7 separate regions of the Mus musculus genome follow, and all the other regions are linked to region 7. Evidence: chromatin loops called from intact Hi-C (ENCODE). Cell type or tissue: heart. All regions are shown on one strand. Region 1 overlaps Gm16196 (a long non-coding RNA gene). Region 2 has its middle 7.0 kb from the start of Mapk13. Region 3 overlaps Pnpla1 (patatin-like phospholipase domain containing 1). Region 4 holds the start of Srsf3 (serine and arginine-rich splicing factor 3). Region 5 overlaps Gm16191 (a long non-coding RNA gene). Region 6 overlaps Mapk14 (mitogen-activated protein kinase 14). Region 7 holds the start of Mapk14 (mitogen-activated protein kinase 14).

Region 1 (4,000 bases), 330 kb after region 7:
TAATTTACCCTTCTCCACCCAGCAGATCAGTCTACACAGGCCTCTGGTGCCTTAGCAATGATCACAGATTGCAATTAGACCCGCTGGGGTCAATCTACACTCCCAGGCTACTCCTTGGGTTGTTCTGAATGCCTTGGGGCTTCTGTGGTGACTTTCTGCTCCTCTGCTCTGCAGGTTTGTTTACAGTGTACTGAGAGCTCCCAAGATTGTGTGTGTGTGTGTGTGTGTGTGTGTGTGTGTGTGTGTGTTAGAGGGACCCAGAATGTCCCCCTTCTTATCTTTTTTTTCTAGTTGTCTTTCCAGACATTGCCAAATTTGATCTTCAGAAATGCTGAGAGAGCAGCAATGCTGTGGCTGTAGATGGCTGAGGTCCTGGGGCTGACCACATACACTAGGGCCACCAAAAATAGGCAGCAGTTTCTGAGTGTCCAGCACCCTCTACTGGAGATTGAACCTAGGGACTTGTACATGACAGGCAAACACTCTGCTGTTTCCCTGAGCTTGTTTTTAATATATTTATTTACAGGGCAGGGGAGATGGCCCAGCAGTTAAGAGTATACACTGCTACTCTTTCAGAGGACCTGTGATGGTTTGTCTATGCTTGGCCCAGGGAGTGGCCCTATTAAGAGGTGTAGCCTTGTTGGAGTAGGTGTGTCATTGTAGGTGTGGGCTTAAGACCCTCACCCTAGATGCCTGGAAGCCAGTCTTCCACTAGCAGCCTTCAGATGAAGATGTAGAACTCTCAGCTCCTCCTGCACCATGCCTGCCTGGATGCTGCCATGTCCCTGCCTTGATGATTATCGACTGAACCTCCAAACCTGTAAGCCAGCCCCAATTAAATGTCTTTTATAAGACTTGCATTGGTCGTGGTGCCTGTTCACAGCAGTAAAACCCTAACTAAGACAGAACCCAAGTTCAATTCCAAGCACCCATGGCAGGTGGCTCCCAACCGCCAGAAACTCCAGCTCCTGGGTCCCCGTACTCACATGCACACACTTATGCTCAGATGCACACATAAATTAAAATAATAAAATTAAACCTTAAAAAGGAACTTATAGCCGGGCGTGGTGGCGCACGCCATTAATCCCAGCATTTGGGAGGCAGAGGCAGGTGGATTTCTGAGTTCGAGGCTAGCCTGGTCTACAAAGTGAGTTCCAGGACAGCCAGGGCTACACAGAGAAATCCTGTCTCAAACAAACAAAAGTTCCAGAATAGCAGATCGTCCTGACACAGCCCCAGGGACACTGAGAAGCTAGGGAAATGTGGGTTTGAAGACCACAGGAAAACCCCAAACTATCTGTCACCCATAGGAGGCAACTAGTTGTCACAGGAAAAAGTCAGAAGAGGGCCTATGTCCTTTTGAGCCTCACGAGGAGGAGGAATTTCTGAGTGAAACAAGGAAACTCGGGAGCCGTGGGAGACAGAAGCATGTGAGTCATGTGTAATATTAACAAAAATAAGATGCACCCTACTGCCTGGATGCGGCTAGCAACCCAGCGGATAACCACCCACAGGGGCCCCTTCAACTATCTAATTAGCCTAATTACCATCTAGCATCTTTTGACCTTCCTTGCCCTCTCGGATTCTCATTTATTATTTCTTCTGTAAATAATACAGTACAGTGTTCCCAAACAAAAGCCCACAGATAACTGGGAGGGGAGAAGCCACAGGTTTGAGAACGATTATCATGCTTGCTTGTGAATTTAGTTGCTTCCTGCCTCCCTTTAAATCAGAAACAGGGGAGCAGAGGCAGGTGGCTCACTGTGAGTTCCAGGCCAGCCAGAGATAAGCAGTGGGACACCTTCTCTAAATAAATAAATAAATAAATAAATAAATAAATAAATAAACCAACCTCCTTGCTGGGGTGGATGTGACGATCCAGGCCTGAAGCCCAGCACTCAGGAGGTAGAGGCAGGAGGATCAGAAGTTCAAGGTTGTTGTCAGCTACCTAGTAAGTTTGAGGCTGTCCCAGAATTCTTAGGACTCTGTTTTTTCTTTGTTGCTTTTGTTGTTGTTGTTGCTGCTGCTGCTGTTTTGTTGTTTTGTTTTCCTTTTTCTTTTTTTGTTTAAAATGCTACCTCACTTTTCATCATCTCAGTGCCTGGGAAGACTGCGGGGAGGGTGTGGAAGAGGAAGGAGGCCAACTGTACCTCCGGGTCCGCAGCTGCTGCTGCCTCCCAGTGGCCTGCGGCTCTCACATCATCCCTCCAGACTACACAGACCACAGGAGCAAAGAGGGAGGAAGAGTTACCCTGCCAGGGTGGGGAGTATTTACCTGAGGAGAGCGCCCTGGTAATCTGCCCATCTTTGGCCGCTTGAGAAAAAAGGTTAACCGCCTTCTCTCCCATTGGGTCCACAGAGCACATCTGGCGCGGGGCGGGTGGTCCCTGTGGACAGCTCTCTGAGTGCTTCCCCTTTATTCTTGGCGGTCCGCTCTCCGGAGAAAGAGGTTCAGGGAAACCAAAATAATGAGACTCTAGGGAGAGCCGAGTTTCGGGGTAAACTCATAAACAACCTGAGAACAAAATCCTTTTTCTATGTACCTGTTTCTTCTGCTGCTGCTTGTTTTTTGTTGTTGTTGTTTTTGTTTTGTTTTGTTTTTGTTTTTGAGACAGGATCCCTCTATATAGCTCTGACTGTCCTGGAACTCACTATGTAGACCAGGCTGGCCTTGAACTCAGAGATACACACCTGCCTCTGCCTCTTCTGCCTCTGAGTGCTGGGATTAAAGGAGTCCCCTGCACCCCTCTATCCCTCATGTTTTTAAGTCTCTTCCGTTTTGTTTTGCTTTGCTTTGTTTTTTCGAGACAGTGTTTCTCTGTATAGCTCTGGCTGTCCTGGAACTCACTCTGTAGACCAGGCTGGCCTCGAACTCAGAAATCCGCCTGCCTCTGCCTCCCAAGTGCTAGGATTAAAGGCATGCCACCACCTCCCGGTCGCTTCCTATCATTTTAAATTCAGGTCTCACTATATAGCTCTGGTTGCCCTGGAATTCTTTATGTAAACCAGAGATCCACCGGCTTCACCCTTGCTGTGCTGGGATTACTGGTGTGTGCCACTTCAGTCAGCTTTAGTCTTCTACACACCGTAAAAAGACAGGAATTGTGAGTTGGTAACATTTATGTGTAGGTGGGTGCTTGAGTGTGTGGCCATATGTACACAGGAGGCCAGAGAACACTGGGTGCCCTGTCCTATAGTTCTCTACCTTATTCTCTTGAGTCAAGGCCTCTCACCGAACCCAGAGCTGCCAGGCTTGCAAACCAGGAGGCTCCTGATGTGTGCCCCTAGTCGGAGGTCACACTAGGCTTTTACATGAGAGGTAGGGAAATGACCTCAAGTCTCCGTGCTTTGGAAGCAGGTGTCCTTACCCACTGCACCATCTTCCCCGCCCTGTTACCCACCCCTAATTAAAGAGATTAAACAACCCACCACCACTGGAGCTGGTGGCTGTGAGCAGCCAGATGTGGGTGCTGGGAACAAAACTCGGGTCCTCTGCAAAAGCAGCAAGCGCTCTTAACAGCTGAGCCATCCCTCTGGGCCCTTCATTCTTTCTCTCTCGATTAAGAAAATTACATTTGGGCTGGTGAGATGGCTCAGTGGGTAAGAGCACCCGACTGCTCTTCCGAAGGTCAGGAGTTCAAATCCCAGCAACCACATGGTGGCTCACAACCATCCGTAACGAGATCTGACGCCCTCTTCTGGAGTGTCTGAGGACAGCTATAGTGTACTTACATATAATAAATGAATAAAAAAAAAAAAAAAAGTCATTTAAAAAAAATAAAAAATAAAAAAATAAAAAATAAATAAAAATAAAAAAAAAAAAAAGAAAATTACATTTACGGCATGTGTTTGTGTGTGGGTGCGTGTGTCCCAGGACCCATTGTGGGATTTGGCTGGTTTTCTCCTTCAACCATATGGGGCATGGGGTTGAATTCCGGTTGCTAGGTTTGGCCCCAGTGCCTCTATTGGCTGAGCCATCTCTAGGGGTTGCATTGTGGCC
Region 2 (4,000 bases), 70 kb after region 7:
GAGCTGGAGTTACAGGTGACTGTGAGCCACCTCCCCTAGGTGCTTGGAACCAACCTTGGGTCCTCTGGATGAGCAACACGTGCCCTTAACTGATAAGTCATCTCTGCAGCCTCTACAACATCTTAAAACTAGAATACCTTTTTCCTTTACTCATTGACAATTTCATATATATGTATGCATATGTGTGTATTAATATATGTGTGTACATATAATATATATTGTCACCTAGCATATATAATATTTTAATATAATATTGTATATTATATTATCATATAATTAATATATTTTCTTATAAATATATATTATATAAAACCATATTACATTACAATATATTTTATGTAATATTATATACAGATGTATATACATATATGTATGTGTATATACATATATGTATGTGTATATGTATACATGTATATGTGTATATATAAATATGTGTATATGTATATATTAAAAAGCCGATGTGGACAGAGAGGCTGTCTGAACTACTGACTTGAATTCAGAGCTTTAATCGGGTTCACAGCTGCTAGACAGGGCCCACTAGGCCTCTGTGACCCCGACAGGTGACAGATATTTACACAGAAGGAGCAGAACAGCCAGACTTAGTAACCTCTGTCCTGGAAATGCATGTTGTCTCTGAGGTGACTGGCAGGGCACTCGGGAGTGTGGGCAGGGTCATGACCCCATCTACATAGCTAGCAGGTCATTTGAGCTGGCACAGCCCCAGACAGGAAGGTAAGCTGGCCTGCACATCAGGTACAAAATGACAGCCACTCGGTGGTACCAAGAGCTCCTGAGAGGCAGCCCCACCCACACCTGCAGTCTTTCCACCACCAACAGGTGCTGCTGGGTTCTGGGTATTGGCATCAAAGACCTGACCCTAGAACAAAATGTTCTAGTCTAGAGGAACAGTCAACACGTTAGCAAGAGACAGACGGGTTTGAGGACAGAGAGGATGGGCGAGGCTGGTGGAACGCAGCTCTGTCCAGTTCTGCAGGGAAGGGAGAGATTACTGCAAGCAAGGCTGGAAACTCCAAGGGCCAGGGTCAACCATCACAACCTCCTCTGACCCTGGCCACGTGGGTGGTGCTGTCCTCATGAACAGCTGACAAAGCTCAGAGATGTTCTCCTATCTTCTCAAGATCACACAGCCATAAATGGTAAGATTGAAATTCAGCTGTGCCCTGGTCCTTGGCTACCTTGACACTGGCTTACAGAAGTGCAAAGGACTTCTTTTCAGGGCAAAGTGGGTGCCATGAGGCCCGGGGATTCAGTGGGGCATGTGGAGCAGGCAGGGTGGTCAGCAGGAAGAATTCTGCTGTAAGATTGCCTTTGAAAGATTCCTAAGTCTGGAGAAATGGCTCAGTGGTTAAGAGCACCGGTTGCTCTTCCAGAGGTCCTGAGTTCAAGTCCCAGCAACCACATGGTGGCTCACAACCATCTGTAATGGGACCTGATGCCCTCTTCTGGTGTGTCTGAAGACAGCTACAGTATACTTATATACATAAAATAAATAAATAATTCTTTTTAAAAAATTATATATTGAGCAGCCATGGGGAACAAGCATGGTCCCTGGAAACAACAGTGACAAAGACAGTGCCCAGACACTCAAAGTCATTGAGGACAGGGGACACAGTGATTTTCACAGGGGACAAAGCTGGTAAAAAAGGCAAGGTTAGACCTGTTTGAGACCACCTCTTCCTTCCCAGGACTGGAAAGTTGACCAAGGAGGAGTCCTGAGGGGAGACTGTTGAGATGAACCTCACAGACTACATGGTCCTTACTGCTTTTTGCCACCAGGGGGCGACACAGCCAAGCAGGCTGGGCAGGGCTTCCTTTTTTTCTTTACCCTCCACTCCCTGTGACTTTACATCTGACTCAATAGCCCAGTTGTTCAACATCAGCGATTTCCATTGCTGTAGCTGTGTGCCTGGTTCCCATCTGTTCCCCCACTAAAATGTTTTATCCCTGCACTCAGATCGGATCCACTACAAAACAGACCCTCAGAAAACTAGTGGGATTTTTGTTGTTGTTGTTGTTTTCGAGAAAGGGTTTCTCTGTATAGCCCTGGCTGTCCTGGAACTCACACTGTAGACCAGGCTGGCCTAGAACTCAGAAATCCACCTGCCTCTGCCTCCCAAGTGCTGGGATTAAAGGCGTGCGCCACCACCGCCCGGCTGGGATTTTTTTTTAAGTGCTTGTGTGTGCATGTGTATGTGTATACCTGTGTTTAGACCAGAAGTCAATGCCTTCTTCAACTCATCTCCACTTTTTTGCTTTGTTTTGTTTTTTTCTGGCCCCACTGGCGCTGGCCCCACTTGCTCTGGTCATATTTATTTCATATATGTGGGCACACTGTCATTGTCTTCAGACACAGCAGAAGAGGGCATCAAATCCCATTACAGATGGTTGTGAGCCACCATGCAGTTGCTTGGAATTGAACTCAGGACCTCTGGAAGAGCAGTTGGTGCTCTTAACCGCTGAGCCATCTCTCCAGCTCCCTGGTTTTGTTTTTTTGGGACAGGGTTTCTCTGTGTAGCCCTGGCTGTCCTAGAACTCACCCTGAACCAGGCTAGCCTCGAACTCAGAAATCTGCCTGCCTCTGACTCCCAAGTGCTGGGATCAAAGGCATGCGCCACCACAGCTGGCTTCACCTTATTTATTTATTTATTTATTTATTTTGTAATAGCATTTCTTTTATATGTGTGTGTGTGCACATGTTCCTCTTGGCTGTATGTGTACCACACACGTGCATGTGCCCATGAAGGCTGCATGAGGGGTGAGATGCATTAGAGCTGAAGTATGTTTGATACGGAAGCTAAGGACTGAACCTAGGTCCCCTGCAAGAAAAAAATGCTCTTAGCTGATCACTGAGCCATCTCTCCAGCGCCTTTTTGTAATTTAAAAAGAGTTACATTCATTTGTGGGTCTGTCTCTGTGTCTGTCTGTGGCAGAGATGCTTGTGACACCGTGTAGAAGCCAGAGGACATTCTTTGAGAGTTGGTTCTCTTCTCTCCCTGTGTGGTTCTCGAGACCCAGCTCCTATCGGAGCCTTTATTGCTGAGATATCGTTATTTATACAAGGTCTCTCACTGAACCTGGTACTCCAGAGTTGGGTCAGACTGGCTGGCCAAGCCCCAGAGAACCTCCTCAGGGCTGGGATTCCAGGGGTGTGCCTTCATAGTTGGCTTTCCTATGTGGGTGCCAGGTCCCCATGCTTGAGTGGCAGGCACATTACCCACAGAGCCACCTCCACAGCAACTCAGAAAACAGGTGTTGAATGAGTGTGTGAGCAGGTCCTCCCATGGGGTTTGGTTCTTGCGTTTAACTCATTGTGAATTAGAAGAGCCCAAAGGGCTGGACCAAACTGCAGCTGCCGCCTGTCCCCCGGAGGGAGCATCTGATGGGTACTTACTGTGCACGTGTACCAAGTTCAGCACTTCTCACATTGTCTCATTCACTGTTATTCTCTGGGAAGAGAACTGGCTTCTGTAAACCCACCCTCAAATGACCTAACCCAGCCCATACCTCCCCCGTAACCTCCTATTCCAGAGCCCACTGGTGTATGCCCTCTCCCCCCCAGTGAGCAGTAAGCTCACCTGTTGACAGCAGTATTGAAAGTCCCCCTCGATTGGCTTCGTGTGATAACCTAGTGTGCCTATACTTGGAATGACATATTCTTTCTTTCTTTCTTTTTTTTTTTCTTTCTTTCTTTCTTTCTTTTCTTTTCTTTTCTTTCTTTTTCGAGACAGGGTTTCTCTGTGTAGCCCTGGCTGTCCTGGAACTCACTCTGTAGACCAGGCTGGCCTCGAACTCAGAAATCCACCTGCCTCTGCCTCCCAAGTGCTGGGATTAAAGGCATGTGCCACCACTGCCTGGCTTACATTTTTTAAGTTTATTTTATTTATGTGAGTACACTGTAGCTATCTTCAGACACACCAGAAGAGGGCATCAGATCCCATTACAGATGGTTGTGAGCCACCATATGGTTGCTGGGAATTGA
Region 3 (4,000 bases), 190 kb after region 7:
TCGGACTGGCTTTAGGGTACCCTGTGACTGGTCTCCTGGCTGCAGTCTGAATAGTGGGGAGGTAACATTTTATGGGACTCCTGGGATAAGAGTACTGGTCATCTCTTGTTCTGTTCATAAGTAAGGAACCCAATAGAAGCCCCACCCCACCCCCAACTCCAAATGAAAGGGGTTGGAGATGGCTGTACTGTGAGGTTGTAGAAGGGACCTTGGTCTCTTGAGTCATTCAAAGGAGGGACCCCATACAGAGACCATTATCAGCAAGATTCTCTAAGGGAGAAGAGTCCAGGGCCCAGAGCATTAGACTTGGGAGTCCCCAGGCCCTTAGAGATGCAGCAAGTGGCCATGCCCACACCAACCACCATTTATCTTGGGGACCTCAGCCTCAAGGCTGGTTGCAAAAGGTGTCTCTTCCATGGCCCCAGCTCCCCTGTGTCTTCTCTGGCTGAGCGTCTCTCTTCTCTTCCCTGCAGAGATACATCGACGGTGGCTTCACAAGCATGCAGCCCTGTTCCTTCTGGACAGACTCCATCACCATCTCCACCTTCAGCAGCCAGCAGGACATCTGTCCGAGAGACTGCCCCACCATCTTCCATGACTTCCGAATGTTCAACTTCTCCTTCCAGTTCTCCCTGGAGAATATCACCCGCATGACACATGCGCTGTTTCCCCCGGACCTGGTGGTGAGAGACAGGGCCGATGGGGTGGGATCCAGAACAGATGGACCCCTCCTCTTGTGCCTCTCCCCTCAGAGGGCCCATGGTTTTGCCATGTTTAAAGGATTGCTAAAAACAATCAGGGCTAAAAATGTTGCTCAGTTGGTAGAATGCTTGCCTAGCACACATGAAGCCCTGGGTTCGATTCCCCAGCACCACACAAACTGAAGACAGTCGAGTACTGTAATCCCAGTACTGGGGAGGTAGAGGCAGGAGGTTCAGGAGTTCAAGGTCATCCTTAGCTCCACAGGGAGTTTGAGGTTAGCCTGGGCTACATGCCATCCTATGTCCAAACAAAATCACACAGCAGAATAAGTGGTCAGCAAAGACTTAAATGTTTCCAGTTTGCCCCCCCCTCAAAAAAAGCTCTGTGGACATAGCTCTCACACACCCATCCCCATGACATCTGCAAAGACACTGTCACTGTCCCCATTTGACAGATGAAGAAAGTGAGGCTGTGGGTAGTTACAGCTACACAGCCAATGAAGAGTAGTGCTGGGGTTTGAACTGAAACACCAAGCTCTGTACTTAGGACCCAGATGTGTGGTCTCTGATTCCCCAGAAACTCCCACCAACTCCCACAGTGGAGGCTGGTGATACTCTGGGAACAGGTGACTGGCACGCTGACACGCCCACCCGTACTGTGTTAGCAATTGCTTCCCAGCTCTCCTGGGCAGATTGTGGGGGATAGGAGGTATAGCCCAGGGCTTGCTGATATGGTTCTGGGAAGAGAGGATATGGGGAGTGTCTATTTATAGTGTCTATGGTGGGACGCTGGCTCTCTTGGTGGCTACAGCATCCATTTATATTCCTCTGTTACCATTTAGATTCTGCAGGAATATTACTATCGGGGATACAATGATGCTGTCTCATACCTGCGGAGACTGAGTGAGTACCTGGAGCCTAGGGGCGGGGCAAGGAGTGTGGCAGGGGTGGGTAGAGGACAGTGTCCCAAAGCTGTAGCCAAGAAAGCTGGACAGAAGGACAGAGACCTAGCAGCCCACACTGCCCAAGACCGTGAAAAAAAGTATATATAAAATATGTTTTAGTCTTTTGAGACAGGGTTTCTCTGTGTAGCCCTGGCTGTCCTAGAACTCACTTTGTAGACCAGGCTGGCCTTGAACTCAGAAATCCACCTGCCTCTGCCTCCCAAGTGCTGGGATTAAAGGCGTGTGCCACCACCTCCTGGCTTGTTTTTGTTTTTCGAGACAAGGTGAGGAACTTGAGGTTGGGAAGATGTTATAATTTGATACGTAAATTTTGGAGGCGACTCTGTTTCCCCAGACAGGCACATACACACACACCCTCTGCATCTGGGACACCGCTTAACTACACCCTCGGGTTCCTGTCTCAATGCAAAGGAAGCCCAGGTTCTTCCCGGGCTCCTTGTGATGCTCGCGTCGTCCGCCAGGTGGCGCCAGCTCGTTGGCGCCAGCTCACGTGCAGGAGTCCCTCCCTCCCGCCAGGCTTCTTGGATTTTTCTACTGGCACAGGTTCAGGAGCTACTGGTACCCAAAGCCATACTATCGGTCCCACCTGCCACTTGAAAGCAGTCAGAATGCTCTCTGCTTGGTTGAGGGGGGAGGGGAGGCACTCATCACACACAGGATGAAGCCGCCCTGGACCCCTCAATCTCATCCTCATCCCGTCTCTCCTCCCTCTCTTGCAAAAGCTCTCATACACCCAGCTACTCCTACAGCTAGGAAGCCGTTAGCCCCACCTGCCTCCCTGGCGTGGGAAAGGGGAGGCTGACCGATGCCAGTCTGCTCCCAGCTGTGCCCAGCAGGCCTCGCCCGCACTCTTTCCGACAAGGTCCTCCCATACATGCATAATCTATCATCTGGGTCTTTCTTCAGAGGCTGGGACCGGGACTCGATTAGAGTACTTACCTAGCATGCATGAAGACCTGTGTTTAATTTCCAGCACTTCATAAACCTAGCAGGGTAGTGCATGAGGTAATCCCAGCACTGGGAATGTGGGGGAGGGGTGGGATCAGGAGGAATAGAAGTTCAAGGTCATCCTTGGCTATGTAGTAAATTTAAGGCCAGGCTAGCCTGGGCTACATAAGATCTTGTCTGAAAAACAAACAAACAAACAAAAAAACGGAGCTCCTGGAGCTCCTTTATGGTCCCCCCCAACCTTCGCCAACACCCCTCACCCCTACGATCTGATCTCTGTCCTTACAATCTTCTTGCCTAGCTCCCAAGTTCTGGGGCCACGCTGTGCCCATCATGTATCATATTTATGTAGATTTTGCAGACACACCCATACTACACTATGTGCACATCAGATCTGATGCGCTGCTGTGTGTGGCTTGTTTCTCTTAGATGCAGCGTACCTTGACTCTCCCAGCAAGAGAGTGATTTTCCCGAGGGTTGAAGTATACTGCCAGATAGAGGTCGCCCTTGGCCATGAGCCCCCACCTCCGAGTCTGCAGAACCTGCCAGCCCTGAGGAGAAGCCCAGCAGACTCCTCACAAACCCATGCACAGGGGTCTCCCAAAAAGGACAGAAAGGACAGCCATTCCTCAGCCGCCCCCTCAGTGCAGACACCTGAATCTGGGTGCAAGGAGTCTGTGGAATCACCCGTGTCACTACGGGTCTCTATATCCAAGCAACCATCTGTATCGCCATTATCCCCAGCCCAGCCGGTCCCAGTAATGAGGCCCACTGGCCCCAGGGACAGTTGCCCAATAAATGTTCAAACTCCAAACCCGGAGCGAGGAGTGAAGGGTGCCCTGGACTCTGCCACAGAACGAGGAATGAAGGATGCTCTGGCCTCTGCCACTGACGAGCAGAGCACAACTACCTTGCCACCTGTGTTGCTCCCAGCTGCAGACTCACGAGGCTCAAAGACTGGATCCTCTGTGCCTATTGGGTCACCCGAGTCCCCTAGACTGCTGCTCAGATCTTCCCAGGGAGCCACAGCATCCAGGGCAACACTTGGACTTCCGCCCCTAAGTCCTTCAACACCACCTGCTGGGCCACCTGTGGAGGATCTAGGCCCAGAACGACCCACAGGTATGACCCTCCCTGCTCTGGCGGAACCGAGAAACACCAGTTCTGAGGGTGACATTAGCCATCTACCTGAGCAGCCTCCACACCTTGCACCTTGAAGCTCAGCCCCTCCCCCTGGCAGCAAAAACCACCACCAAGAGGCTGGTGAGATGGTGCAGTGGTTAAGAGCTATTGCTGTTCTCTTAGAGGACCAGAGTTCAGTTTGGTGGCCAGGACAGGACACTGGGTGGCTCAAAAGCATGTCTGTCCCCTCTTCTGGATCCCATG
Region 4 (4,000 bases), 340 kb after region 7:
GGCACTAGACACCACATAGTACATAAGTATACAGGCAGGCAAAACACCTACGCACATAAAATAAAAAATGGAAATTCAAAAAAAAAAAAAAGCAGGTGACTGTTCACCTTGGCCCTTCAGAGCTGAGGCAAGAGGTGTTTCAAGTTCTAACTAGCTTGGGCTGTGCAGTAGGTGCCTGCCTCAACCGCATACCACCCCCAACCCCAAATTAAAAAAAAAAAAAAAAAAAAAAAGTCAGGTGCTGGAGAGCTGGCTTTGTAGTTAAGAGTACTGGCTGCTCTTCCAGAGGACCCAAGTTCAATTCCCATCACCAACATGGTAGCTCACAACTGTCTGTAACCTCCAGGAGCTCCAATACCCTCCTCTGGCTTCAACATGCACCAAGCACACATGTTGCACAGACAAATAAGCCCAGCAAACCTGGGAAATTGCACCCTGGTGGCTGGCTAGCTGGGAGCTACGGTCCAGCTTCCTGTCCTCCAGGCATGCAGGATTCTCAAACGGTTCTGTGGAATCCTCTGTTAACCTTGCTACCTGCTAGGGTAGGAAGATTCTTCAGAGGGTGTCAGCACATCTTGGGAGCTAGGGAAAGGGTGAAGCCCTTGGCCCAGGTTCTCCTGCTTTTTGAACCCACAGGCCTAACATTGAAATAGTCTATCCATTTCCAGTTTTTTGTTTTTTGTTTTTTTTGTTTTTGTACATTTTGAGACAAGGTCTCATTTAACCCAGACTGACTATATTGTGAGAGCATATTTCCCAAAACAAGAAACCAAACCAAACCAAACCAAACCAAAGCTAGGCATCGTGGTAAAAGTCCTTAATCCCAGCACTGCAGAGGCAGAGGCAGAGAGGCAGAGAGGCAGAAAGAGAGAGGCAGAGAGAGAGGCAGAGAGAGAGAGAGGCAGAGAGAGAGGCAGAGAGAGAGAGGCAGAGAGAGGCAGAGAGAGAGGCAGAGAGAGAGAGGCAGAGAGAGGCAGAGAGGCAAAGGCAGGTGGATCTCTGAGTGAGGCTAGCCTGGTCTACAGAGTGAGTTCCAGGACAGTCAGGGTAGTGAGATTCTGCCTCAAAATTAAATTAAGTTAAATTGCCTTCTAAGTGCTGGAATCAAAGGCATGTACCACTCAAAATAAATTTATTTTGTCTCAAATAAAATTAAGTTGAGCCAAGCGTGGTGGTGCACGCCTTTAATCCCAGCACTCGGGAGGCAGAGGCAGGCGGATTTCTGAGTTCGAGGCCAGCCTGGTCTACAAAGTGAGTTCCAGGACAACCAGGGCTATGCGGAGAAACCCTGTTTCGGAAAAAAAAAAAAGTTGAAAACCCCAACAATAACAACAACAAAACATCTCCCAAAGGTCCAAAAAGAAGTCAATGGGAAAATGATTTAAGACATCTTTTTTTTTTTTTTTTTTTTGGGGGGTGCCTTCAAAAATCCAGTATTTTCTCTTTTGTTTGTTTGTTTGTTTACTTTACATTTACAGAACAACTTACTGAGACCAAACAGCTACAGGTACTTACTGGTTATTGACTAAGACAGTGCAGCCTAGATCAATTCCTTAGCCTACTCTACCTGTGTCCTGGGTGGACAGCTTGAGGCCTAACTGTACCACCTGAGGGCTCTCAGGCCCTCACACTTCTCTGGTGTAGTGGGAAAGAAGTCACCATGAGGAGATGGGACAGGAAGGGCTGGGTATGGAGTGGTGAGGGATGGGGTTGTAGTGGCGATGGGGGTGGGGCCTTCCTTGTGTGCTAGAGTGTGACTCAGTTCCTCTGCTCCTCAAGAACCGAGACCAAGGGCTGGAGAGATGGCTCAGCTAGTTAAGAGCACTCAGTGCTCTTCAAGTAGTCCTGAGTTCAATTCCAAGCAACCACATGGTGGCTCACAACCATCTGTAATGGGATCTGATGCCCTCTTCTGGTGTTGCTGAAGACAGCTACAGTGTACTCACATATATAAAATAAATAAATCTATTTTTTTTCTTTTTTCTTTTGTTTTTTTTCGAGACAGGGCTTCTCTGTATAGTCCCAGCTGTCCTGGAACTCACTTTGTAGACCAGGCTGGCCTCAAACTCAGAAATCTGCCCGTCTCTTTCCCAAGTGCTGGGACTAAAGGTGTGCGCCACCACCACGCCTGGTGAAATTTTAATTTTTATTTACTTTTTTTTTTTTTTGAGACAGGGTCTCTCTATGTAGCTCTGGCTGTCCTGGAACTATGTAGACCAGACACCTGCTTTCTGCCTCCCAAGTGCTGGGATTAAAGGTAGTCATTACTTTTTTTTTTTTTTTAAAGATTTATTTATTTATTTATTATATGTAAGTACACTGTAGCTGTCCTCAGACACTCCAGTCTGATCTCGTTACGGATGGTTGTGAGCCACCACGTGGTTGCTGGGATTTGAACTCCTGACCTTCGGAAGAGCAGTCGGGTGCTCTTACCCACTGAGCCATCTCACCAGCCTGGTAGTCATTACTTGTTTGTTTTACAAACCAAAAAATTTTGGAACAGAGAATATCACAAGTCATTTAGATACATCAGATTTTTTGTTGTTTTTCAGAAAGTATCTCAAGAAGTTCTTTCTGGCCTAGAACTCACTAAATGTATGAACATAAAGTTCGACTCCTGTTCCCTTGGGCCAAGAGCTGAGATTATGAGGCAGGGAGGAGAGGAAAAAGACAAAAGGACGTTCAAATGAGCCCCATTACTACTATACTAGGCATGTCTAACCCAGAAAGAAAAAAAAAGATCTAGAAGGAAATGAAGTTTTGCTAGAATCTTCTGAAGGTCACAACAAAAACAGGTTTAACAACTGTAGCCTGCACCACAACTCCCTTAGGGGAACAAAAGCATTAGAGTTGTGTCTGAAAAACTGGTTAATATTTTGACCTTTCTTGGAAGCAGAAACAACTAAGTCTCCCCAATAAATCAGAGTAGCCTGAGGGGGGCCAGGCCGAGGATACGTCTGGGAGCTGGAGGCAAACGATGTGGCTTGTCAAACGAGGGTATTCAGCTATCCTGGGGTCTGTGTGTAGAGGCCCAGGGAGACCCACAGGTCTGGCAGCCAGAGCAAAGCCCTTACAAAGGCCGCAGGTGCCCCTCCTAGCATCTGCATGGCGGAGCTGCGTGCTCAGAGCGTAAAGGCAACCTATGCAAAACCTTGCTCTCCTCCTGGGAAAGTGAGCCCTGTGACCGTTTGTCTTGTTTTTTTTTTTGTTTTTTCATGCAGCCTCATCAAGTCGCATTTGCCGCGCGCGCGGTTTGGGCGAGGCGGGAAAGCGAAAGTTGAGCAAACTTTGCAGGCTCTACCCTGCATCGGGGCGCAGACCGGGCACCGTGGGGTACCAGTTAAGTCGCCCAAGCTCGGTGACCTTGAGAGCGACTATAAGGCTCCTTAGTCTGCGATGGATGCCCCACAACGAGGAAGCAAGCGTCCATGTTTCACTCTGACCCGAGCCCGCGGCTGCAGCCGCCATCGCCCGGGATTAATGGCGGCAGAGTCTGGACAGCTTTATTCGGCTGCAGCCTAGGCGGAAGTGGAGGAGAGGGGGCGTCTGCGCGGCTCGCGGGGATGGCCGGGCCGAGCGCCGCATCTGCGGGACAAGCCGGCACGCGGCGACGAGCTCGCGCCACCGCGCGTACCCCACCCACCTGACGGAACGGCCGGCGCGCGCTCCCAGTAACCGCGGTTTCTCGCAGCGTTTGTAGCGCTTACGTCACAGCCTGCGCCGCCTCTGATTGGGTGATCTGGTCAGGTCATGTGGCAGAGCAGGGTGCTATAAATAGGGCGAGGGGACGGTGGTGGTCCGCCATTTCGTGACGCCGCGAGACCGAGAATCTGTAGGAGCAGAACCAGAGGGAAGCGGGTGGGCCTGTCGGAGCGTTAGGATTTGAGCTTGGGCCTTTTGAACCCAGGATCTCGGTAAGGGACCGGCGAACGGAGGGAGGGAGGTGGAGGGAGGGAGGTGGAGTTCCGCAGACTCGAGGTGGGGCCGGGCGCAATGGCGG
Region 5 (4,000 bases), 240 kb after region 7:
ATTTGACTGGTTGCTATGGAAACAAACAATAGCATCTGTCACTGGGGGGGTGGGGACCACAGACCAAGTGAAAGGGGATAGAGGCTGCAGGAAGAGTTGGTGCTGGTGACATTTTTACAGAGCTTCACGCCTCTTAGGATACAAGGTACACACGTGACTGGCTCTGACACTTGGCTCTGTGGCGTTTCTTTCTTAGTGCTCCTGTTACAATCTGAACTTGATTCTTCCTTCCTTCTTGGTGGCCTCTCTAGTCCCCACTTTCTCTATTTCTCTCTGCTGTTATCGTTTTTTGAAATAGGGACTCCATATGCAGCACAAGCTGGCCTGGAACTTTTGAGCCCCTTGCCTCAGACTCCCCAGTGCCGGATGCCCTCTGTGTCCTCACCATCTAGATCATTGCCCAGTGTACGACAGATGCCCGGGAAATACTCATTACATAAATGAACATGTCGTTTCTGGATGTTTCTCTTCTGCCTCATATGACCAGCAGAGTTGCTGACAGAGGGGGCACAGAAGTTTCCGACATGCGTCTATCTCTCACCTCACCCACTAAGCTTCCGGTCACCGAGCCGACCCTCCTGGGCCTGGAAGCCCTCCTTTGGTGAACAAAAGTAGGCCGTCATACTAACACAAAGGACCTGTGCGCCTCCTGGTGGACGTACCTTTAAACTGCAGGACTTTCCTTGAAGAGTCGCCTGGGACCTGAGAGTCGGTCCCCAATCCCATTTCCTGGCATCCTATGGAGGCCTCAGAGGGGTGTTGCTTACTGGCTCGCTCAGTCGGCTTTTCTATATAACCCAGGACCACCTCCTACATCAATCATCAATCAAGAAACATTCCCGAAGCTGGGCGTGGTGCTGCACGCCTTTAATCCCAGCACTCGGGAGGCAGAGGCAGGTGGCTCTCTGAGTTCGAGGTCAGCCTGGTCTACAAAGTGAGTTCCAGGACAGCCAGGGCTACACAGAGAAACCCTGTCCAAAAAAAAAAATCCAGAATTCTCGCTACAGAGCTGGCTAGCAAGACTGGTTGGATCAGCAAGGTCTAGGTTAAGTGGGAGCTCAGCCTCAAGGTCTAAGGTGAAACGTGACACCCAAGGCCCCACCTTAGGCGTCCACATGCATGCACAGGCACACACATGAATGTGTACCTGCATGGGTAGGAGACCCACACATATACAAACACGGGTACTGTGTCCAAGCACATACGCACACAGGCACACACACACACATATGCACAGTACGCACATATGCACACTCAGAAACATAAGCTGTTACGGTAGTGCTTGCTTGCCTTGAAGCTCAGTACTTGAGAGGCAGAAACAGGGTTGCTGCAAGTTTGAGGCCAGTCTAGGCTACACAGTGAGTGCTAGGCCAGCCAAGCCGACATATGGAGTTGCTGTCTATAAATAAGTAGATAAAGGGTGGGAGAGGCGGCTCCTCAACTGAGCGTTTCCTGCTCTTTCATCCCAGCACCCATTGTTCCCACCCACAACAGCCTGTAACGCTGCCTTCAGATTCCAATGCGCCCTCTACTGGCTCCTGCAGTCACTGCACCCGTGTGCACACAAGTATTTTCAAACAAAATGAGATCTTCTAAAATCAATAAGGTTGATGATAGGTCTCTTGTGTTTGGAAGGAGAGGGCCACCGAGAACGTTTGTCCCTCCTCCCTGATGGAAACTGCTGACAACTTGCAGGAGTTGGTTCTTTCCCGTCTTGTGGGTCCTAGGGACTGAAGTTGGTTTCCTCTGCTCTCTGAGCCATCTTGTTGGCCCCCATGCCACCACCTATTTTTGAAATAAGAAACTAGACTAGCCTTGGACTGCAACTCTCCTGCCTCAGTCTCCCAGATGCTGGAATAATAGCCCGAGAAACCATACCCAGCTCGACCTTTAGTGGGTTTTACAGCATAATTTGAGCATTGGCCAGTTCGAAGCTCTTCCATGCACATCTCTGTGTGTATACCCGTGGAGCCGCCCCAGGGACCAGACTCTAGAAATTTCCAGAACCCAGAAAATTTTTGTGTCTGACATACACGCATACACACACACACACACACACACACACACACACACACACATAAATAAATAAGGAACGTGCCTGCCTGCTCAGCTGTCAGGGATATGAATTATTACCCATGTCTTGGTCACCCATGAGGACAATGACAACAATCACCTATCGAGGTCACATGGGGTTGTCACGAGCTGCTGTGACACCGTTCATTTAAAGAGCATTGTCCGGCATCAAGATGCTTTCCAAGATAAACAGTCTAGCCAATGCTTGTAAATGCCTGGCAGGAGCCCAGCGCACAGAGGACACAGCCAATGGCGGTGTGGCAGGTGTCTGCTCCCCTAACTTGTTACAGCAGGAAACATGGGTTCCCCAGAGTTAAACTCCACCACTACCCGCCGGGGTTCACCCCACACCAGCCCTGTGACAGTGACAGTTTTTTTTTTTTCTCTCTCTCTCTGAAAAATTCTTCTGCATTCTACCTTCCATCCCTGGAATATACTTTCCTATTGTCCTTTCTGTTGTTAAAGACTGATTTTTTTTTAAACCATTATAATTTTCTGTGTGTGTAAGCACATGTGTGTTCTTGCAGGCGTCTTTGGAGGCTGAGATGGTGCATACCCTGCAGCTAGAATCACAGGGCCCTCGCGAGCCGCCCAGTGTGGGCTCTGGTCCTCTAGAGCAGCTCACACTTTCACCACGGAGCCAGCTCCCCTGCCCCCTTTCTCTTTTTTGAGATGGAATCTCACGTAGCCCAGGTTAGCCTTGAACCTGCTGCCTGCCAAGGGCATATGTCTGAAACAGATGAACAAACACCTTTGTGTCTCTCCCATGTCAGGATCTGTTGGGTAACACTGAATCTACAAGCTTAGCAGTTTGTCAGCATCCATTTGCCAGGTAATCCTGTTTCCCTTGATGGCTCGTGCCACAGTGTCTAGAGGGCAGAAGAAGATTTTTGTGAGTCCTCTCTCACCCCTCCTGGGATTGAACCCGCGGCTTCAGGCTTGGTGGCAAGCACCTTTCACCCTAGAGACATCTTCACCCCTATTACATTTTTTTTCTTTTTTTAAGATAGGGCCTAGAATTCACCATGTATTCCTGGCTGGCCTGGAACTCACTATGTAGCCCAGGCTGGCCTTGAGCTCACAAAATTTCACCTGCCTCTGCCTCCCAAGTTCTAGAATTCACTGCATGAGTCACCATGTCCAACCCTTACTTCAATCTTTTTTTTTTGTTTGTTTGTTTTTTCGAAACAGTGTTTCTCTGTGTAGCTCTGGCTGTCCTGGAACTCACTTTGTAGACCAGGCTGGCCTCGAACTCAGAAATCTGCCTGCCTCTGCCTCTGCCTCCTGAGTGCTGGGATTAAAGGCATGTGCCACCACGTCCGGCCCCTTACTTCAATCTTAACAACTAATATTAATCCTCAGACCCCCCCCCATTCCATATCCTACAGCAGCGATCTGAGTGTATATGTGGGTTACAGAAAGGCTACAGCAAAGCCATCCCTGAGAAGCTGACAGACAGGGGTTTGGGGGGGCTGTGGAGAAATGAGGGCAATGGCTGCTCTTGCAGAGGACCTGACTTCTGTTGCTAGCCCATAGTTTGCTTTCACTCCAGTTCCAGGGGGTGCAAGGCTTTCCTCTAACCCCTACTGACACCGGCACACGCAAGGCAAGCACTCACACAGACACAAACACGGAAGTAAGTACATCTTAAGAAAAACTAAGCCAGGTGGTGGTGGCACACACCTTTAATCCCAGCAGTTGGGAGGCAGAGGCAAGGTGGATTTCTGAGGCCAGCCTGGTCTACAGAGTGAGTTCCAGGACAGCCAGGGCTACACAGAGAAACCCTGTCTGGAAAAAAAAAAAAGAAAGAAAGAAAGAAAAGAAAACCAAGATAGTTCTGTCCACTCCCCACAATAAAAGAGTGTCAGGAGAGGATGAGAAAAGTGCTCCCCTGGAGATACTGAAGTGCTCCCCTGGAGGTGCCAAG
Region 6 (4,000 bases), 52 kb after region 7:
CATTCTGAAAGTCTGTGTTTTTACAGGCAAGAAACTACATTCAGTCTCTGGCCCAGATGCCGAAGATGAACTTCGCAAATGTATTTATTGGTGCCAATCCCCTGGGTGAGTTGATCGTACTTTGATTTTGTGGTATAAATTAGAAATTTGAAGTTTTGGTTTTGACTAAAAAGAGTACCTTTTTTTTTTAAGATTTATTTATTATTATACATAAGTTCACTGTAGCTGACTTCAAACACACCAAAAGAGGGCGTCAGATCTCACTACAGATGGTTGTGAGCCACCATGTGGTTGCTGGGATTTGAACTCCGGACCTTTGGAAGAGCAGCCCTTACCCGCTGAGCCATCTCACCAGCCCAAAAGAGTACTATCTTTAAGTAACTTTTGGGTCTTAATAAATATAGCTGTTACTGTCTGTCTGTATTGTCACATAAGGAAATATCATACAGTGATAGGCTTGTATGCTTATATGCTTGCAGAATATGGTGGAGAGGCTAAGGGAAGTGAGGAATGGGGAACAGGGAATTATGGGGACTTGGGGGAGAAGGAAGGAGGTGTGAACCTTACAGCTGCTAGTGGTAGGTGGAGCCCAGCTGAGGACAGAAAACAGGCACAGACACATGGTTAATGCCCAGCAGTGGGTCCTGATGTCCTCTACACTCACAGACTCGTCCCCCTTTCCTCCCCTCTCTGCCCTTCAGGGTGTAAGCAGCTGCCTTTGCAGCATTGATTTGGTGGCTGGCTCCTTGCCTTCCTGCCTCCATTACCTCCAGGATCACCTGGCAGAGGAAGTGACAGTGGTAGCTCAGATTGTGTCAGCACAGGACAGTGTGCTAAGGTTCTAATTCCTCTCTCTGGTGTAGTAGGCAGTAGTAGATACAGAGCCATCAGACCACCACCGTCTCCTGCCATGAGAAGGGAACAAGCAGGTGGTGGCTGCTGTCCCCTGCCTCTCCCATTCCTGCAGATGTTACTGTAAAGTCACTGCACTTAAGTCTTCGTGGGTCATGTCCCTTTCTGAGGGTTCTAGAAGCCATGTGCCAGAGTTACTTATCCTTTGAAGGGCTGATGTCTGTGGCAGTGATTTCAAAAGCTGGGAGCGGAAGCTTTCACGAACTCTGTCCATAGCCACAATACTGAGGAGTGGCTGTGGCTGTGGCAATGATTCCTGTAGCAGGAGAGGTGTGTGCATTCTTGGAGGAGGGGGTCCAGCCTATGCTACACCATTCAGGCCTGAGGTGTACATGGTACTGACAGGTTGGGTTAGGTTTGTGGCTTCCCTGTCAGGCTCACTGGGCTCTCTGTAACTTACCTTGAGCTATTGCATCAGATAAGGGTCTGGGGTCTCTGTGATCTCTAATCTTTCCATGTTGATTCCACCCCTGAATCCTCACCAGCAGATGTGCGGTACACAGTGTCTGAGTCTTCTCTGATGGAGCTGGTAGAGATCCCCATTTAGACACTGAGAAGAGCTGCCTTACAGGAGTGAATCCAGGCTGCTGGAGACTAAAAGGAGGCTCTGGCCCATCTGGTGCTCTTCACAGCCTGCTCACATCCAAACGTGCCTGGCAGCCCATTGCCAAGTGCTGGTCAGAAGGAACATGCTGTTACCGATTGCTAGCCTAGCCGTCCCCAACAGGCTGCACACCAGCGATATAAATATTAACAGCCCTGTTGTCGGTCACAGGCTTCGCATCACTGCTAGCCTCAAGACACAGCTGAGAACTTCACATTGCCCTTTGATCTTAGAGTGTCTATTTATGTCTGCCTCCATACTTGAAAAGTCTTGTTCTTACTTCTGACCTTGTTCCTCATCTAAGTGCTTTGATCCTGAGGACGTGGACCTCTTTTTACCCCAGGGTAGCAGGCACCCACTCATTCATGTTCAGTATAAAGTCAGCGGATTTGTAGAACGTGAGGATTTGTATCCAGGAAGTCCACCAGTGCTTCAGTGTTGAAGACAGAGTCATGTGGCCTGTTGTGCCACCATGCTCACTGTCTGCAGTGCTAGGTTTAGATCCAAGGCCTTATGCACACTTTGCAAACTTTACTGGCTATATCCCAGCCCTCCTCCAGCACTCTAAAACTGGAGAGCCAGCGTATGCATGTTTGCTGTTTCCTCTGTACCCTCAAAGCCTGCGTTTCTGTGGATAACTGGTGTTCAGGCTACAGGGTACATAATCACTCAGAGGAGCAGAGGTATAGCATCTCTTCAGGAAGTTCTCCTCGACACCCATGGAGCCTTCCACGCTGAAGAAATCATCTGGAGCTGTAGAGATGGCCAACGGGGCCCTTGGTCTGAGTCCCTGCACCAACAGGATGCCTCACAACTGTCTTTAATTACACTTACAGAGGATCCAGCGCCCTCTGCTGGCTTTTAGATTTTCAGCCAGCAGGCATGCACTGTAGTGGAGACATACTTAAAACTTAAATCTAGCTGGGCGTGGTGGCGCACGCCTTTAGTCCCAGCACTCAGGAGGCAGAGGCAGGCGGATTTCTGAGTTCGAGGCCAGCCTGGTCTACAGAGTGAGTTCCAAGACAGCCAGGGCTACACAGGGAAACACTGTCTCGAAAAACAAACAGAAAAAAAAACCTTAAATCTAAAAACTTGTGGAGTTTATTTCTGTTTTACTTTTGGGAGAGAAAAAACCTGGAAGCCATTATTGAAAGTAACTGATAATCACCAGGAGACAAACCATCTCCCCATATTATTCACTTGGGGAGAAACGGGGAAGAGCTCAAGATGCCAACCACCTTAGCTCAGCATAAATGGAGCTCCTGGCTGTGGTGCCCCAGGTCACAGCATCACCTGTGGCATGGTCTCACCCAGTATGCCTAATTTCACTCTTACCAACAATTGAGGTGGTAAATGTAAAGACTAGAGAGAAATGGGAGAGAGTGCACACAGCATAAGGAGAGGGGAAGGAAGCCTCCATGGTGGTGTGCCACACCTGCAGTGTCCACAAATGAAAACCAAGGTGGATGGAGAAGGAGAGCTGGGGGGTAGGAGGGGGTGTTTGTTTATTATTCTGGGTTTCAAACCCAGAACCTCAGTAATGTTTTTAAAATGTGCCATAGGCATTCAATGCGTACATGGAGGGAAGGGGTTACATGCAGAAGCAGACACCTTAAAGGATGCTTTGTGTGGATGTGAAAGGTGCTTGGAACTTGCACAGTGGTGGCACTGATGTCATGTGTTTTCCTCTTTTCTGGTGTGACAGCTGTCGACCTACTGGAGAAGATGCTCGTTTTGGACTCAGATAAGAGGATCACAGCAGCCCAAGCTCTTGCGCATGCCTACTTTGCTCAGTACCACGACCCTGATGATGAGCCTGTTGCTGACCCTTATGACCAGTCCTTTGAAAGCAGGGACCTTCTCATAGATGAGTGGAAGAGTGAGTCCAGGGCAGGCTAGCGTGGGCTTTGAGCTTGCTTTCATTTTATTCATGTTTTGTTTGTTTTCTGAGCCAGGGTTTTTCTCTGTGTAGCCACTCAGAGGAACTCACTTTGTAGATCAGGCTAGCCTTAAACTCAGAGATCCATCTGTCTGTGCCTTCCGAGTGCTGAGATTAAAAGCATGTGCTACCAAGTCCCGTTTATGTAATATTTTTTAACAGTGCTGGAGATTGGACCTAGGACTCACACATATTTCCAACATACCTATGATCCCAGCACTTGGGAATCAGATTAAAAGTTTAAGGTTAAAAAAAAAAACAGACTGAAGCCGGGCATTGGTGACGCACGCCTTTAATTCCAGCACTGGGGAGGCAGAGGCAGGTAGATTTATGAGTTCGAGACCAGCCTGGTCTACAGAGTGAGTTCCAGGATAGCCAGGGCTACATAGAGAAACCCTGTCTCAAAACAAACAAACAAACAAAAAAAAACCAGGCTGTAAAGTTATTCACAGCTGTGTAGGTAGTTTGAGGCTATCCTGGGCTACATGAGAACCTGTCTGAATAAAACCCTCGTGGATGGTTGCCAGCAGCTTTCTGAGCTCACT
Region 7 (4,000 bases):
TTATTAGCTTTCTCGGCTTCTACGGAAGATTCCACTAGGTGGGAATGCAGGGTCGCATTGATCTTGTAGAGACTAGAACCAGGGCCTAAGAAAGCTCAACAGACTTACCTAAATGAGATGCGGTCAGAATGCTCGCCCTAGTAGTTCTCCATACTCTCAGAGGCATGAATTAAGTCTTTAATACCCACCCCCCAATTTTCTTTTAAATTTCTAAACTTTGGATGGCTCTAAAGGGCAAGAGTCGGTCTCAAACCCGAGTGATGGTTTTTGGGGTGTTGCACATACGGTCTCATCACTACACAGCAGAGGCTTGGTCTCCTGGTTTTTCCAAATGCTAGAATTACAGGATTTGTAAATACAAATAAACAAATAAATAAATAAACAAATAAATAAATAAGAAGGGTCCCCTGGTCTTTCCAAATGCTGGAATTACAGGTTGTGTATAAATAAATAAATAAGAGAAAGGTCTCTTGGTCTTTTCAAATGCTGGAATTACAGGTTCTGTACATATAAATAAATAGTATGAAAGGGTCTCCTGGTCTTTCTAAATGCTGGAATTACAGGCTGTGTAAATAGATATATATGTATGCATGTATATGAAGGGTTTTCTGGTCTTTCCAAATGCCGGAATTGCAGGTGGTGTAAATATAAATAAATAAATGAGAAGACCTTCCTGAAATGGAATGACCTACTTGCAGTGTGTGTGTGTACCTTCCCCTTCCAGTAGTGGGTATTGAACCCAGGGCCTTGCAAATGCTGGTCCCCAGCCTGGAAGTGGCCATTCATGATGTCTACCTCTGACCTCGTGCATTGGAACTCCCTGTGGGTCCCTGGAACCTCCTTCTGCCACTTCTGCCTGAAAACATGTAGGAGCGCCTGGAGGGAGAGCCTGGGCTTTGAGGCAAGACTAATATTTGCCTAGGGGGCAGGTTTCACCAGCATCCCGAGGTGAGCCACTTGTCCTTGAGCAGACCGGAATGCGACAGCTTTCTGGACAGGGCCTGTCTGTTCTTTCAAGTTGTTCTTGGAAATTGACGACTCTAGTGAGCAGGTTGCTCGGAGTTCAAAGATCATTTGGCTCTCTTCCCCGACGCTGTCACAGCGGCTTTCCGCCATGGCGCCAGGCATTCGCCCGTGCGACCACAGAGAGGCGCGCGCGCCCCGCGCTGCGGCCTCCACCCTTGGCGCCCCGGGGAGCCCAGTCCCCGAGAGTTCCTGCCTCGGCTCCCCAAGCCGCGTCCCTCTTCTCGCGAGATCTGCCGGCCCTGCGCGCTCTTCTCGCGACCCCCCGCCCCGTGGGCAGGTTCCATATTGGGTAAGATCTGGATTCAGAGCGGGGCCTCCTTGGAGCTGTTCTCGCGAGAGTTCCGCGAGAGGCTCCCGGCCGCTGCCTGTGGGATCGCCGCCACTGGAGCCCAAGCGGGGCGCTGAAGCGCGAGCGGGTGTCTTGCGGCGTCGGCGTGCGCTCCCTCCCCGGGGAGCGGCTGCAGGAGGACCGCGGCGGGAGCAGCCTCGAGCCGTGCAGCCGGCTCCGGCACCTTGCCGACGCTCGTAGGAGCCGCCGCGGCTGACAGGGGCGGCGGGTCGCAGCCTCCACACCTGCGCGGGTGGCGGGCGCGGGGTCCGGTCTGCCGCGGGCGGGCGCAGAGGAGAGCGTGCGGCTGCAGGCAGGAGCCCCCGCTCGGCCACCTCCTCGCCCCGCTGCTGCCGCTGGAAGATGTCGCAGGAGAGGCCCACGTTCTACCGGCAGGAGCTGAACAAGACCATCTGGGAGGTGCCCGAACGATACCAGAACCTGTCCCCGGTGGGCTCGGGCGCCTATGGCTCGGTGTGGTGAGTGTCGCCGGGCCTCGGGTTAGGGGTGGGGTGGGGGGACGCGGTGGAGCAAGCAGGGTGGCCCTGCATGCCTGAGGGCCAGGCCTGTCCCCACAGCTCAGCGATGCGCCCAGCGGCAGGAATTCTCCTCCGGGCGTGTCTGGGGGTGCAGGGGGCAGCTGGAGCGGGACGTGTCCTGCACCCCTCGCCCTGCATACGCAGGTCGGGGGCGAGCCGTGTGCGGGAGCGGGTCAGCTGCGGACGCGGTGGGATGCTTCTCTACCCTGCGCTCTCCCTGCTCCCAAGACTGGCCCTCCCGGGGGTCCTCTGCTGCAGCGCGGCCTCAGGACCCTGCCTCCGGGTACCGCCACTCGGGACGCGGGAGCCCTGCCCCGGGGAGCAGACGAGCTGGGCGGAGCTCCAGCGAGGAGCTGTAGGGCAAAGCCTGACCCGGGGACTGCGGTCACCTGAACGAAACTTGCAAGAGAAAGCGCTCCTTTCCCGGAATTTTTTTTTTTTTCCTTTTTTCTCCCCCTTTTCCCATTTTTGCAAGCCTCCATCGAAAAATCCTGTCTCAGGAAACGTTCCTTTGGGATTCGCACTTGAATTAGCAGCACCCCGAAGAGCTTAAAATACCGACTTTATCTCGGGGACCACGGTGCCAGCTTGCGTGGTGTGTTTCCGATTCGGTTGAAAGCGTATTTCCTTTTCGGGGAGGGAGGGTGGCAGCGCCTTGCAAGGACGCTCCAGCTCGCCGCTTAGTCACATACCACTGCTCATTTCAGTATTGTTTGACAAAACAGTTTTCCATACCGAGCAGAGGGGCGCCCCTCAAGATCAAGAAGGTAGGACTAGAGCTGGAGGTGTAGATAGCTTTTAATTGAAGTAATTCATGGGGGTGCTTTTCTTTTTTTTAAGTCCCTTAGAAGATTTGCGGAGTTTTATCAGCTTGTAAGTACCGAGGTACGTGGTGGTTTTCGGGAGATCCTGGAACATAGGAAACGATGCTTTTTAGCTTTCCTTAACACCGGGTGGGGGAGGGGGGTAGGAGTGGGGGGGGGCCTATTTTAGTTCCACTATGGCTCTCCCTGTCTTGCCTGGAACTCAACAAATTTTGTCTGCCAGCTCTGAGAATAAAGGCTTTTGCTACCATGCATGGCCCTGGGAGCAGGTTTCAGATTAAATTTCTACCATAAAACTTCCACTCCAGAAATGTTCTAAGGAACTTTGAAGGATTCACGCAGTATCTTTTACTATATCTTTTAGAGCTCCCTATCTGATAGTAATCTGATAGATTCAGTAGATGAGCCCTTCCTGTGTTTTAGTGACTTACATGCATTCATGGTTTCCGAAGGAGTCTGGGAAATGGTTTTTGTTTTGGAACAAATTCCAGGCTTCTGGATGTGCTAACCTTTAAGTATGAGTCCTGTGTTACTTAAAGTCATATCGTGAATTTCCTGTTTGGTAGAATCTTCTGGGTAATTGAGATTGTGCAATTGTGTCCAGCAACAGATCACATTGCATTTGCTGGCTCAAGCTGCTTAAGCTATGTTGCAGATGATACCAACTTGGACATCTTTCTCACGAGTCTACAGAATGGCAGTTTACACTTTAAAGGAAATGTCAATAATATCTCTCATGTATTTGTGATTGATCTGTTGCATCATTGTTTCTCTAATAGTTACCAGCTCCTTAAGTATCTCCATTCTTCGTTCCTAATTGGTACAGTACCAGGCGTTTGTTTCCATTTGAATGCTCAGGGAGTGAAGCTCAGGGGCTTCTGGGATGGTGAATTTGCAAGGTTTCCTGTGGACACCACTGTCCTGGCAGAAGAGCCAGCTTCACAGTGAAGTGCCACAGTGAAACCAACTCCACTTCCTCTAGTGCTGCTGTTTTCTGTGTAATATAATTGAGCACAACCTCACAATTAAATAGACTTCTACCAAACAGCTTCTTAAACATAGGTAGTGCTGGCCCAGTGATGGAACGCAGTGGGACAGCCCTGGCCTTGCCTGTGGGAGGCCCTGCATTCCAGCCCCAGCAGCAGTGCACCACACAAAGCAGGTTGCTTGAAATAAGGGCCCAAAAGGTATGCAGCAAAAATCCTGTTTCTGCTCTCAGCCCTGCATGCTGGTCTTCCAGAGACAACCACTGTTTAGTTCCTTGCCTGACATTCCAGAGAGGT

What was found. Peaks named below come from ENCODE experiments on the same cell type or tissue, not always from the same donor. Only the 100,000 strongest peaks of a DNase experiment are listed, where the experiment ranks them.
Region 1: it touches region 7 in a loop (4-fold over the local background); 3 of 42 quality-filtered maps call a loop at or near these places.
Region 2: a loop joins it to region 7, with 5 times the contacts of the local background. A loop is called at or near these places in 8 of 42 quality-filtered maps.
Region 3: a loop joins it to region 7, with 2.3 times the contacts of the local background. A loop is called at or near these places in 7 of 42 quality-filtered maps.
Region 4: a loop joins it to region 7, with 3 times the contacts of the local background. A loop is called at or near these places in 3 of 42 quality-filtered maps.
Region 5: a loop joins it to region 7, with 9 times the contacts of the local background. A loop is called at or near these places in 14 of 42 quality-filtered maps.
Region 6: a loop joins it to region 7, with 2.6 times the contacts of the local background. A loop is called at or near these places in 17 of 42 quality-filtered maps.

The regions. Positions count from the first base shown.
Region 1 is chr17:29,020,232-29,024,231 of GRCm38, forward strand. The region is part of intron 1 of Gm16196 (a long non-coding RNA gene); the gene reads right to left. Among named protein-coding and RNA genes, the nearest start is that of Gm16196, 10 kb to the right of the region's middle. In heart, CTCF peaks have their summits at 440 (motif pointing left) and 2,176 (motif pointing left); a DNase peak (open chromatin) is centred at 2,290; H3K4me3 peaks cover 313 bases.
Region 2 is chr17:28,760,270-28,764,269 of GRCm38, forward strand. No RefSeq gene overlaps it. Among named protein-coding and RNA genes, the nearest start is that of Mapk13, 7.0 kb to the right of the region's middle. In heart, no CTCF peak of the experiment used is centred here; a DNase peak (open chromatin) is centred at 1,802.
Region 3 is chr17:28,877,893-28,881,892 of GRCm38, forward strand. It overlaps Pnpla1 (patatin-like phospholipase domain containing 1), which reads left to right. Exons shown (of 10, transcript NM_001034885.3): 4 at 474-683; 5 at 1,544-1,604; 6 at 3,044-3,736. Among named protein-coding and RNA genes, the nearest start is that of Pnpla1, 21 kb to the left of the region's middle. In heart, a CTCF peak has its summit at 2,127 (motif pointing right); DNase peaks (open chromatin) are centred at 2,157 and 3,787; H3K4me3 peaks cover 463 bases; H3K27me3 peaks cover 2,459 bases.
Region 4 is chr17:29,028,873-29,032,872 of GRCm38, forward strand. Srsf3 (serine and arginine-rich splicing factor 3) reads left to right here and starts at 3,788. Exons shown (of 6, transcript NM_013663.5): 1 at 3,788-3,914. Gm16196 (a long non-coding RNA gene) reads right to left here and starts at 3,751. Exons shown (of 3, transcript XR_876716.2): 1 at 3,644-3,751. In heart, a CTCF peak has its summit at 1,909 (motif pointing left); DNase peaks (open chromatin) are centred at 1,649 and 3,719; H3K4me3 peaks cover 1,431 bases; H3K27ac peaks cover 1,545 bases.
Region 5 is chr17:28,925,953-28,929,952 of GRCm38, forward strand. The region is part of intron 1 of Gm16191 (a long non-coding RNA gene); the gene reads left to right. Among named protein-coding and RNA genes, the nearest start is that of Gm16191, 2.7 kb to the left of the region's middle. In heart, a CTCF peak has its summit at 1,541 (motif pointing left); DNase peaks (open chromatin) are centred at 629, 1,439 and 2,239; H3K27ac peaks cover 448 bases.
Region 6 is chr17:28,741,762-28,745,761 of GRCm38, forward strand. It overlaps Mapk14 (mitogen-activated protein kinase 14), which reads left to right. Exons shown (of 12, transcript NM_011951.3): 10 at 27-105; 11 at 3,222-3,395. Among named protein-coding and RNA genes, the nearest start is that of Mapk13, 26 kb to the right of the region's middle. In heart, a CTCF peak has its summit at 2,366 (motif pointing left); a DNase peak (open chromatin) is centred at 1,580.
Region 7 is chr17:28,690,023-28,694,022 of GRCm38, forward strand. Mapk14 (mitogen-activated protein kinase 14) reads left to right here and starts at 1,320. Exons shown (of 12, transcript NM_011951.3): 1 at 1,320-1,833. The coding sequence starts at 1,718. It also overlaps a transcript of Slc26a8 not described here. In heart, a CTCF peak has its summit at 1,961; DNase peaks (open chromatin) are centred at 1,289, 1,929, 1,969 and 2,589; H3K4me3 peaks cover 3,637 bases; H3K27ac peaks cover 2,785 bases.